Regions from separate parts of the Homo sapiens genome. Here region 1 is linked to region 2. Evidence: chromatin contacts called from ENCODE Hi-C or POLR2A ChIA-PET data. All regions are on one chromosome and are shown on one strand. The core of a region is the stretch at or near the end of the contact, and the rest is flanking DNA. Distances in the headings are between cores, read along the strand shown. Region 1 overlaps POC1A (POC1 centriolar protein A). Region 2 has its middle 16 kb from the start of DUSP7.

Evidence for each region. A loop is a pair of places that touch in the nucleus more often than their neighbours do. ChIA-PET counts read pairs that join two places held with the same protein, here RNA polymerase II (POLR2A). Pooled maps may share reads with other maps.
Region 1: a map of naive thymus-derived CD4-positive, alpha-beta T cell shows a loop between it and region 2 (4-fold over the local background). The contact joins two enhancer-like sites. A Hi-C loop is called at or near these places in 1 of 168 maps with a recorded cell type or tissue (naive thymus-derived CD4-positive, alpha-beta T cell) and 1 of 50 pooled maps. POLR2A ChIA-PET finds 5 or more read pairs at or near these places in 6 of 52 experiments (GM12878, H1, HepG2 and 3 more).

What each region holds. Positions count from the first base shown.
Region 1 is chr3:52,076,012-52,080,887 of GRCh38, reverse strand. All of the region lies in intron 10 of POC1A (POC1 centriolar protein A), which reads left to right. Among named protein-coding and RNA genes, the nearest start is that of LINC00696, 13 kb to the right of the region's middle. RefSeq lists an enhancer at 1,586-2,505. Within about 2 kb of position 3,254, at least 5 of the 41 ENCODE cell types and tissues checked have a DNase peak (open chromatin) inside an H3K27ac peak, as active enhancers do.
Region 2 is chr3:52,038,455-52,043,641 of GRCh38, reverse strand. No RefSeq gene overlaps it. Among named protein-coding and RNA genes, the nearest start is that of DUSP7, 16 kb to the left of the region's middle. RefSeq lists an enhancer at 3,097-3,666. Within about 2 kb of position 3,566, at least 10 of the 41 ENCODE cell types and tissues checked have a DNase peak (open chromatin) inside an H3K27ac peak, as active enhancers do.

The DNA of each region.
Region 1 (4,876 bases), core at 2,005-4,504, 38 kb before region 2:
AGGGTCCTCAATCCGGCTTCCTGTCACTCCGATTTAGGGAGAGAGAGGTACCTTGTTTAAAGTTGAACCTTGTCTTCAGGGGATGGGCCACCCAGCAGTGACCCAGGCGAGTTCCACAGCATGTTTTGGGGCTGATCACTTAATGCTGCAGTGGCACAAGTGCCAGTGAAAGAAGCGTTGACAGTGAAGTGATTGGGGCAGCTTCTCGTGGTGCATCCAGGAGGAGGTTCTTGTCACTATGTCCTTTCGGTTCCTATAATATTGAGTTTTCATGGCTCACATGAATTATCCTTATGACCTTTGTAATAATTCCAAACCTAAATGTTTAGCCAGGTAAGAGACTGCTTTTCAGGGGGAGGTGACACATGAGGCCTGACAATGTGAGGGGGTGGGTGACCCTGGGGGCTGTCCATTCCCACTGTGGCTGAGGTAGGAGTTTCTGCTCATTTAATTCAGAGCAGCTAGGCCAGGCAGCCTAAACCAGGACAGCAGGTGCTGCTGCTGGGTGAGGACAGGGATCCCCTAGTCTTTCCTCAGGCTGCCTGAGTTTGGGCATCAGGGCTGGAAGTGGGATGGGACACCAGCAGGCCTCTCCTTTGGCATTCTTGATGGGGACAGAGCCAAGATGCACACTACCCAGTGCTTTAGTGTGCTCACTGCAGCCAGGCCACCTAGGCTCACAGCCTAGGCTTGTCACTGATAAGCTGTGTAACTTTAGGCAAGTTACTTAATCTCACTGTGCCTCAGTTTCTTCATCTGTAAAATGGGGATGATAAAAGCTCCCACGCTGAAGGTTTGTTGAAGTTTTTGGCACACACGAGCGTCCCGTGAAAGTCAGCTGCCAAGAGAAGCCCACAGAGCAGAGGGTCAATGATCAGGGTGAACCGCCCTGAGCCCAGTCCCAGGACCTCCTGCTGGTCCCCCTCATGTTTAAGCTCCACACCCCAATTACATGGAGGACTTAAGAATGTTCCCAGGGTAGCACCAGGTCCAAGGAAAGGGAATGAGCTGCCTGGTTTCTCCAAGGTCAGCAGACAGAAGGGGCCGCACTGTGGAAGAGTTGGACCCCAGCAAGAGGGAGTTCTGGGAGATGGGCCATCTTTCCTGGCCACTTTGCCCAGGCTGCCCCTCTAGCAGCCAGAGCCCTGGACTCCTCAACCCCTTCGTCAGTTTCCCTTTACCCTGCCCCAAAGCCAGAAGCCATGGACGCTTGTGTCAGGCAAAGCAGTTTCCCTTGTTGACACCTGGCACCTGACACAGCCTGTACCTCTTTGGGGACCTTCTGAGGGGCTAGGACCAGACCTCTGGCCCCTGCTCCCCTGTACAGAGCACAGGGTGAGAGGCAGTGTGATCAAGGAACTGTTTGGAAGGTCAGCGCTCATTTTTCCTTGAATAAATGAAAGTCGTGGCTTCCAGGCCATGGAGTGTGGACCCGGGGAGGCCGCAGAGGTATTTGCCTGCAGAGCGCTCCTCCTCACCCTCCAGGGCAGGTGTGGCCTTGTCTCCAGCCTGGTGAGGACAGGCGCTGGTAGCAGGATAATTCCCGGGCTGGACGGAGCATGAGGCGACGAGAGCAGCCTGCTTGGCTGGGCCCCGCTGGGAGTTGGGCCACTAGGCAGCAGGTGGAAATGGCAGTGGCCTGTGTACACCGAGGTAGCATGTATTTTCTGAACCCTCGTATGGGTATGTGGGGATGTGCTTACTTTTTGTTGTGAACCGACAGGTAAAGATCATATACATTCTGAACAAGGCCACGTGATATGGCTCCAAACCAGTCTGTGCCAGGGGTACTCCCCACACACCCCTTCTGCCACCTCAGATGCTCTCCTGCCCTCCTCCCACAGCTCCCGTGCAGCTGGGGAAGCACGGTGGCACTGTGATGGCCTGTCCTGGCTGCTCTGGGCCTGTGGCCCAGACAGACTCCCTGCAGGTGGCCTGCCAGCCCTCCTGCCTGTGTGTGCCACCAGCCCTGAGTGTGTCTCCACTTTGCCACTTGGATGCCCAGTGGGGCATTTCCATCATGGGGGAACCCCTTCCTTCCCCTTGTAGAGGGAAGGCACACCAGCAGCATTTCAGATTTCCATGTTTCAGCCGGGCGCAGGGGCTCACGCCTGTAATCCCAACATTTTGGGAGGCTGAGCCGGGCGGATCACGAGGTCAGGAGATCGAGACCACGGTGAAACCCCGTCTATACTAAAAATACAAAAATATTAGCTGGGCGCAGTGGCGGGTGCCTGTAGTCCCAGCTACTCGGGAGGCTGAGGCAGGAGAATGGCATGAACCCGGGAGGCGGAGCTTGTCGTGAGCCGAGATCGCGCCACTGCACTTCAGCCGGGTCGACAGAACGAGACTCAGTCTTAAAAAAAAAAAAAAAAAAAAAAAAAGAGATTTCCATGTTTCACTGTCTATGAGGAGTCACCATTTTCTGTGAAAATGAGGTCCTATGCTTTATTAAGAAAATTTGATTTTTAAGAAAAATATAAAAATTTTTAAGAAAGTAGGATTTTTTTTTTTTAACTACATGGAGCAAAGAGTGCCAGACAGCATTCTAATGTACAGAAATCCAAAAAGCATCCTGCTCTCCCAGGCCTTCTCCTGGCTCAGAGTGGGGGCAGCTGGGATCACGTGTGCTGGGAAGGGCCTGGTTGGACTTCTTTCTCCCTGATGGTGGCCACCACGAGGCACCTTGGCAGAGAAGGAACAGGGGAAGCTGAGACCAAACACAGAGATGACACAGCTCCTCTGAAGCTAGGCTGGAGGGGGAGAAACTGCCTTGAGGGGTGTTGGGCCTCATAAAAGCCTGTTTGTCTACTGTGCTGTGAAGTGATCCTCAAAGCTCTCAGAGGAAGGCCTCAACGGGGTGGCACCCTTCATGCAGGGGGCTGGTTGTGAAACAGGTGATGCTTCTCTTTTCAAATAATTTAGACACATTTAGTGGTCACATTCCTACTGAGCTGAAGTATGGGCCCCCTATGGAACTAAGTGGAGTCCCTTGTATTGACGTTGGCCCAGCACCTCACCCACGTTTTCTGGGCCCACTATCTCCACGTTTGCAAATTGGGTTCCTGTGAAAAGTTTCAAGAAAAAAAAAAAGGCAGAAGAGGAAAAACAGGCTCCTCTGCTGCGGCCTTGAGTTTGGGGCCATCGGAAAAAGTCTGGATGAAGAATGATTTTGGCCCTATGAGTTTCACAGCAGCCAGTGGAAACTTCCAGGAATGCTGCCCCGGGCCAGCCAGGGGCTGTTTCCGCTGCCACTTTTACGAGCTGCAGACCCCCTCCCCGGCTGGCTGGCCAGCACAGGGGGAATGTGATGGTCTCTTTCAGCTCAGCTCTGCCTCTTAGGGTGCAGTTTGTGTTCCATGGGCAGCAATTTTTCCAGGCTCTGTCCAGTGACAGAGGGTTCAGAGCCCTCACAGCCCTGATTGGCCCATTTAGAAGGGGCCAGCCACCAGGCGGAGCACCCTCCATGGCAGCTAATGTCTGTGCCGGACGCTGCAAGAATTTATAGCAGCCTTAAAGGGGGAGACTCCCTTCTAAAATGTTTCAATGTTTTATTAAATGTATGAAAGAAAGTTTCCTTTCCACTGGACCAAGGCCCAGGACTTCATGGAGCCCCAGGGAAGGGGGCAAAACCTCTTGGGAAAGCACACGGGTGAGGTTAATCTGACCCTCCTGATGCCTATGGGCTGCACAGTACCGGAGTCAAGGCTGCCATACTCACATGGGCTCATCCATTGGCCAGCAGGGGCCTGGCATACAGTAAGGCACTCAGCCAACCCTAAAGAGGGAAGTGAAATGATGCCAAAGGCGTCATGGCCAGCATGGTCCAACCCGCGCAAGTGATGAGTGGGGCAGGCTTGCTCTGGTCCAGCCCCTCTTTGGGGAGCATGCAGGCTCCCAGACAGTGCTGCCCCTCTGCTGACACTCTATCCAAAGCCAGAGGAGGAGGGCAGCTTTTCCCAGCCTGTCTGGGAGCTATGTCTGCAAGACTGGCCCTGGCCCATGAAGCACATGCAGCTCCAGCAGCTGGGGGCCTTTGGCAGGCCAGGCAGCCAGGTCCGCAGGTGAGCCATTGTGCTGGGTGTGTAAGAGAGGCCAGGAGAGCAAGGGCCCAGCTTCAGGAAGGCAGCATGATCTGCCTGACAAGCACTCTGACAAGCATGGTCAGAGTGAGCAACTGCTGGGCTGCTGAGTTACCTAGGCCATGAGCTTGGTTGTCTTTCGCACTGGGCGAAGGAGGAGAAAGTGGGCTCAGAGAGATGAAGTTGTCATGGCCTGTGATTGCCCTGGGCTGAAGTCCCACATGACATATCCTATAGTAGTATTCGTTGGACTTGGACAGGCAGAGACCCTCCTGGGATCAGGGGACTCACCTCCCTGCCTTTGTCCCCTGCCAGCCTGGGAGGCTCTTCCAGGTGTGAGGGGAAGGACCCAAGTGGAGTGCCATCATTTGTGGGTGCAATTTTCTCACCTCTGGAGTGGAGGTGGTTGATGGTCTCCAGTTGTTTATGGACAGTGCCTGGCTCAGACAAGGAAACTGGTTTTGCTGCAGAACTCCAATATAAATGCCAGGCCACCAGGGTGGGGGGTTCCTGACCCCTTGGTTCTCTTGAGAAATGACCAAAGGCTATGGGACCTGCCATCTAGTTTCCCTCACTGTGTCCCCACCCCCTGCCCACAAACATTATAGATCAGCCATCCAGAGCCAGGAGAAGCAGACATAAAGGCAAGGGCTATCCCAATAGCACCAGAGACAAGGGGCCTGGCAGAACCCCTGGGTGGAAAGAGCCAGCTGGCATTTGGGCAGTGGCTGAGGCAGCCAAGTGGGGACTGGCCAAGGGGGTCCCTAGAGCAGCCTGGCGGCCCTTCTGTGTTC
Region 2 (5,187 bases), core at 2,317-4,816:
ACTGCGATGCACCTGTAGGTTACCTGGGTGGGGCAGGGGAAATGGAAGAGAAGGGCTGGCAACAGCTGGGGAGGCTTGGGAGGGAGTGTCCAGTCAGGGCTGTCCTCCTGGAGTGCACAGGCTGGAGGGGCAGAGAGTCAGGGACACCCAGTTCCAACAGGTAAGGTAGTCTGGGGGCATCTCCCAGAAGGGGACATCTTCTAGTGGAGATGAACCTCTTGCTGTTCCTGCTTCCAGCCTTTGTGCATGCTATTTCCTCCCCCTGGAATATTCTCCACCTGCCACCACCCCCTTCAATTGGCTCCCTCTTTTCTTTTCTTTTCTTTTCTTTTCTTTTCTTTTCTCTTCTCTTTCTTTCTTTTCTTTTCTTTCCTCCCTCCCTCCCTTTCTCCCTCCCTTCCTCCCTTCCTTCCCTCTTTCTCTCTCTGTCTCTTTCTCTTCTTTCTGTCTTCTTTTTTTGACAGAATTTTGCTCTTGTTGCCCAGGCTGGAGTGCAATGGCGTGATCTTGGCTCACTGCAACCTCTGCCTCCCAGGTTCAAGCAATTCTCCTGCCTCAGCCTCCTGAGTAGCTGGAATTACAGGTGCCCACCACCCACCCTGCTAATTTTTGTATTTTTAGTAGAGATGGGGTTTCACCATGTTGGCCAAGCTGGTCTTGAACTCCTGACCTCAGATGATCCGCCTGCTTCGGCCTCCCAGAGTGCTGGGATTACAGGCATGAGCCACTGTGTCTGGCTTCTTTTCTTTTCTTTCTCTTTTCTTTTCTTTCTTTCTTTCTTCTTTTTTTCTTTTTTCTCTTTCTTTCTTTCTCTCTCTCTCTCTCTCTCTCTCCTTCTCTCTCTCTCTCTCTCCTTCCTTCCTTCTCTCTCTCTCTTTCTTTTTTTTTTCCAGAGTCTCGCTCTGTCACCCAGGCTGGAGTGAATGGTGCGATCTCGGCTCACTGCAAGCTCCGCCTCCCAGGTTCACACCATTCTCCTGCCTCAGCCTCCCGATTAGCTGGGACTACAGGCGCCCGCCACCATGCCCGGCTAATTTTTTTTTTTTTTTTTTGGATTTTTAGTAGAGATGGGGTTTCACCATGTTAGCCAGGATGGTCTTGATCTCCTGACCTTGTGATCCACCCGCCCTGGCCTCCCAAAGTGCTGAGATTACAGGCGTGAGCCACTGCGCCTGCCTGCCTGCCTTCCTGCCTTCCTGCCTTCCTGCCTGCCTTCCTTCTTTCCTTCCTTCCTTCCTTCCTTCCTTCCTTCCTTCCTTCCTTCCTTCCTTCCTTCCTTCCCTTTCTTCCGTTCTTTCGTTCTTTCTTGACATAGTCTCATTCTGACACGCAGGTTGGAGTGCAGTGGCACGATCTCGGCTCACTGCAACCTCCGCCTCCTGGGTTCAAGTGATTCTCCTGCCTCAGCCTCCTGAGTAGCTGGGATTACAGGCATGAGCCCCCACGCCCAGCTAATTTTTGTATTTTTTGTAGAGATGGGGTTTTGCCATGTTGGTCAAGTTGGTCTAGAACTCCTGACCTCAAGAGATCTGCCCACCTGGGATTACAGGTGTGAACCACCACGCCTGGCCTGTCTGCTCTTTCCCTGAGTTTAGTGCACATGTCTCCTCCTCCAGGAAGCCTTCCCTCACCTTGTCCTCCAGCTGGGGTTCTGGTGCCTCCTCTGGCTCCCATGGCCCTCTGTGCAGGCCCATCCCTGGAGGTCTTGGTGGCTAGGGTGCTGTGTCCAGCTGGACATCATCAGCACCCCTGGCCATATGTCTGGGACACCTCTGGGAACTTACCTAGCTCTGGGTGTCAGAACTGTGTGACTTGTGCACAAAGAGGTGTTGCATGGGGCCCCCGAGTATCTGCCTCACTGTGTCCCCTCACATGTCCCAGCATCACTGACTGCATCTGCCCAGGCCTTTGGTGGTGCTCAGGAGCTGGGGCTGGCGCTTCTGCAGCTCTGACAGGACGTCCTGCCTCTGCAGCCGTGTTCACTGCTACTGTGCCCACCATGATCGCCCGCCCTCCCCTCTGTCAGGTTCCAGCCAGAGAAGGGTCTGGCAGCTCCTGTTTATAAATATCTGCCATGGCCACAGCTAAGTGGAGGGGTCTGGAGGCCACGCTAATTGATTAATTAAACCCTTTCGGTTAATTAGCTCTGTCCCTCCAGGGAAAGAAGTCTAGAGCTAGAGCCAGAGCCTCCTCTGAGCTGGGGGAGGGTTTAATTAGCCTGGGTCAGGCTGAGCCTGATGCCAGCTGCTGGGGGCAGTGGAGAGCCCAAGAGGAGAGTAGTTCTGTGCACTGAAGCCAGTGGGCCACCTAGGGTGGGGAGAAGGAGACTCTCACTTCAGCCCAGACCAGCCACTCCTGACCACCCCGGCCCTGAGCCCCAGAGGCCAGAGGCAGTGGGACCCGGAGGAGGGAAAATGTGTACTCAAGAGGCGGGACCTGTGAGAGCAAAAGGGTGGAGGCTGGATCTGGGAAGATGAAATAGTCTTTGCTGTGATCTGTGTTCCTGCACAGGGGCTGAGGGAGGATCCAGACAGGGGCTCCCAGCCCTGGCTGCTGCTATGCAGGGAGGGCCTTGAATGCCACACAAGAGCTTGGGATTTCTCTGGACGTGGCATGGCAGGTTTGAAGCTAGGGTGGAATCCAATAAAGTTTTGGTTTTAGAAAGATTTCACGGGGCACAGCTGCTCAGGGGAGAGTGGATTGAAGGGACAAGGGAGGAATGGGGGGCATGGAGAAGGGGCCTCAGGTTTCCAGAGAGAATGGAGGTCCATCATGTCTAGGGGCTGGTGGGGAGTGAAGTCCAGCCTGGGCATCAGCCCACGAGCTTGTGCTGAATGGCCCGGGGCCACCCACTTCCCTTCTCTGGCCCTCTCTCCCTCCATCCACAAGGTGCCCGGGGCCGCCAACTTCCCTTCTCTGGCCCTCTCTCCCTTCATCCACAAGGTGCCCGGGGCTGCCCAATTCCCTTCTCTGGCCCTCTCTCCCTCCACCCACAAGGTGCCCGGGCCCACCCACTTCTCTTCTCTGGCCCTCGCTCCCTCTATCCAGAAGGTGCCCAGGGCTGCCAAATTCCCTTCTCTGGCCCTCTCTCCCTCCATCCACAAGGTGCCAGGGTTGGGGGGTGGGAGTGGGAAGGAGATGTTCCTGAGGTCACAGCCTCAGGATGTGAATGTCACTGGCATGTTTCCTTGTCCCAGGATAAAGCACCTTCTTTACCCCCCACCCGCCAGCTCTCCTTGGTGCCTGCAGGCGTCCGACCTGGCAGCGTTCACGTGTATGTGGAGTCCCCCATTTGTGATCTATTCCAGACAGGAGGAAGGAGGGAAAGGGAGGGGGACACAGTGGTGGGGAGGGATACCTGTGCCCAAGCTGGCCCTGGCCCTAGGGAGGAACTGGCCACAGTAGGAGCAGGGAGCCCAGGATACCCCGACCGGCCACAGGCAGCAGGCAGGGCTGCAGTGCTGGCATGAAGCCTGCTCTGGGCCGGTCCTCCAGCTCCCTGAGTGGTTGCCCAAGTGGGAACAATGACCCTTTCACGTCACGCCTCCTCCAGTCACAGCAACTTTGGCGCCGCAGGACAAAGGGGCCGTTTCATCATTGTCGGGCTGGATCAACAGCCCGCCCGCCTGAGCCCTGCTGCCCCCACCCAGCCGGGCCCGGGAAGGGAGGCTGACTGCCCAGGCTGGCCAGAGCCCGGGACGGTCTCCCATCTGGCCCAGCCACATCCGTCCCAGGACCCTCCTCAGTTCCCACACCTTTGCCTTTTGGGCTGACCGCTGGCCTTCTATGAAGACACCTGGCTCTGCTCTGCTCTTTCCCTTCCCCGAGCCTTGGTGTCCCCCTCTGTGGAAAGGGGGCTGGGAGAGATGGGCCCCCACGCTCCGCTCAAGTCTGTGACTCTAAGGTGTAAGCCTTTCTACTTGTAGTCTCTGTCCCCAGCCAGTCCTGGTCCCCAAGAGGGAGCATTGAAGTGGGATGGGGCAATGCCTCCTTGGGGAGGGGTCCCTGGCCCATGGTGGACAGGAAATAGAAGAGGCTTTGTGGTCTGAGTCCTTGCCAGGCCCGTGACCAGCCTTTTGTTCCCAGTGACTTTCCATGATGTGAGCTAGCCCAAGGCCATCTTTGCTCACTCTTGGGCTAGCCTGAGCCCTCCATGGATACTAGGCTGTACAGAGGCCCAGGGGGACAGGGCTCTACCCAGGGTAGACTCTCTTCCCCATGCCCAGCCCTGCCTCCTGCCTTTGCTAGGGCCTGGGGGTTTGGGACCCTGAGCCCCACATTTTCTCCCTTCTCCATGTGGCCAAGGTTTGCTGGAGGCTTCCTAGCAGGGAGAGGCGTGGGAGGCCTTGTCTTCCTCTTGATGAAGAGACCCTAGTCTGGGGACCAAGACAGAAACTGCACCTCTCACCCTGCATGGTCAGAGCTGGGTCAGGAAAAATGCCTGAGAATCCAGCCATTGAGGACCCAAGCCACATCCTCGGAAATAGGGGCTGTGGGACAGGCTGGTGGCCTCCTGGAGGGTGCTCACAGCCTTGCGCCTGCAGATGGCAATAGTGTTGATAACTCATCACCCAGGGGTGAGTAGGGAAGCTCAATTTGCTGAGCCCCGTGAGAATGCTGATGACTCTCAAGGCTGATGGGTCTGGGGGCTCACCCTGGGCCATCTGCACAGCACAAGCCATCCGGGCAGCCTGTGTTGAGAAGGCCCTGCTGCCTGGGCCCAGATGCCCCTTCTGCTCAATGAAGCAGGGCCCCCCTGTCAACGCAGCAGACTCTACCCTGGTGGGCTCTTTCTAACTCAGGAGTGGACTCCTGATGTTGGGGAGGGGGAAGCCAGGGGCGTCTGGGTTCCACAGTCTTCCCCACTTTCCAGATGAGAATCCTGAGGCTCAGAGAGGTCAAGTGACCTTCGAAACCACACGGCAGGTGAGGGGCAGAACAGAGACTCAGCAACTGGGTCAGGATGCAGCTGGGGTCAGGCTGGTCACCACAGGGGCCTGGTCTCAGGGTGACCGCCCTGGGTACTGGGCAGTACACAGCCACTGAGGGCAGACATGGCTGCATGGATGCCGGAGACCTGCAGGGCCAGGCCTGCTCTGCAGTCCCTACGGCTGCCCATCCCCGCAGGCATGGTCGCTGCCAGGTCGGCAGCACTACACACACATTGCCCATTTGCCCTGCCTCACT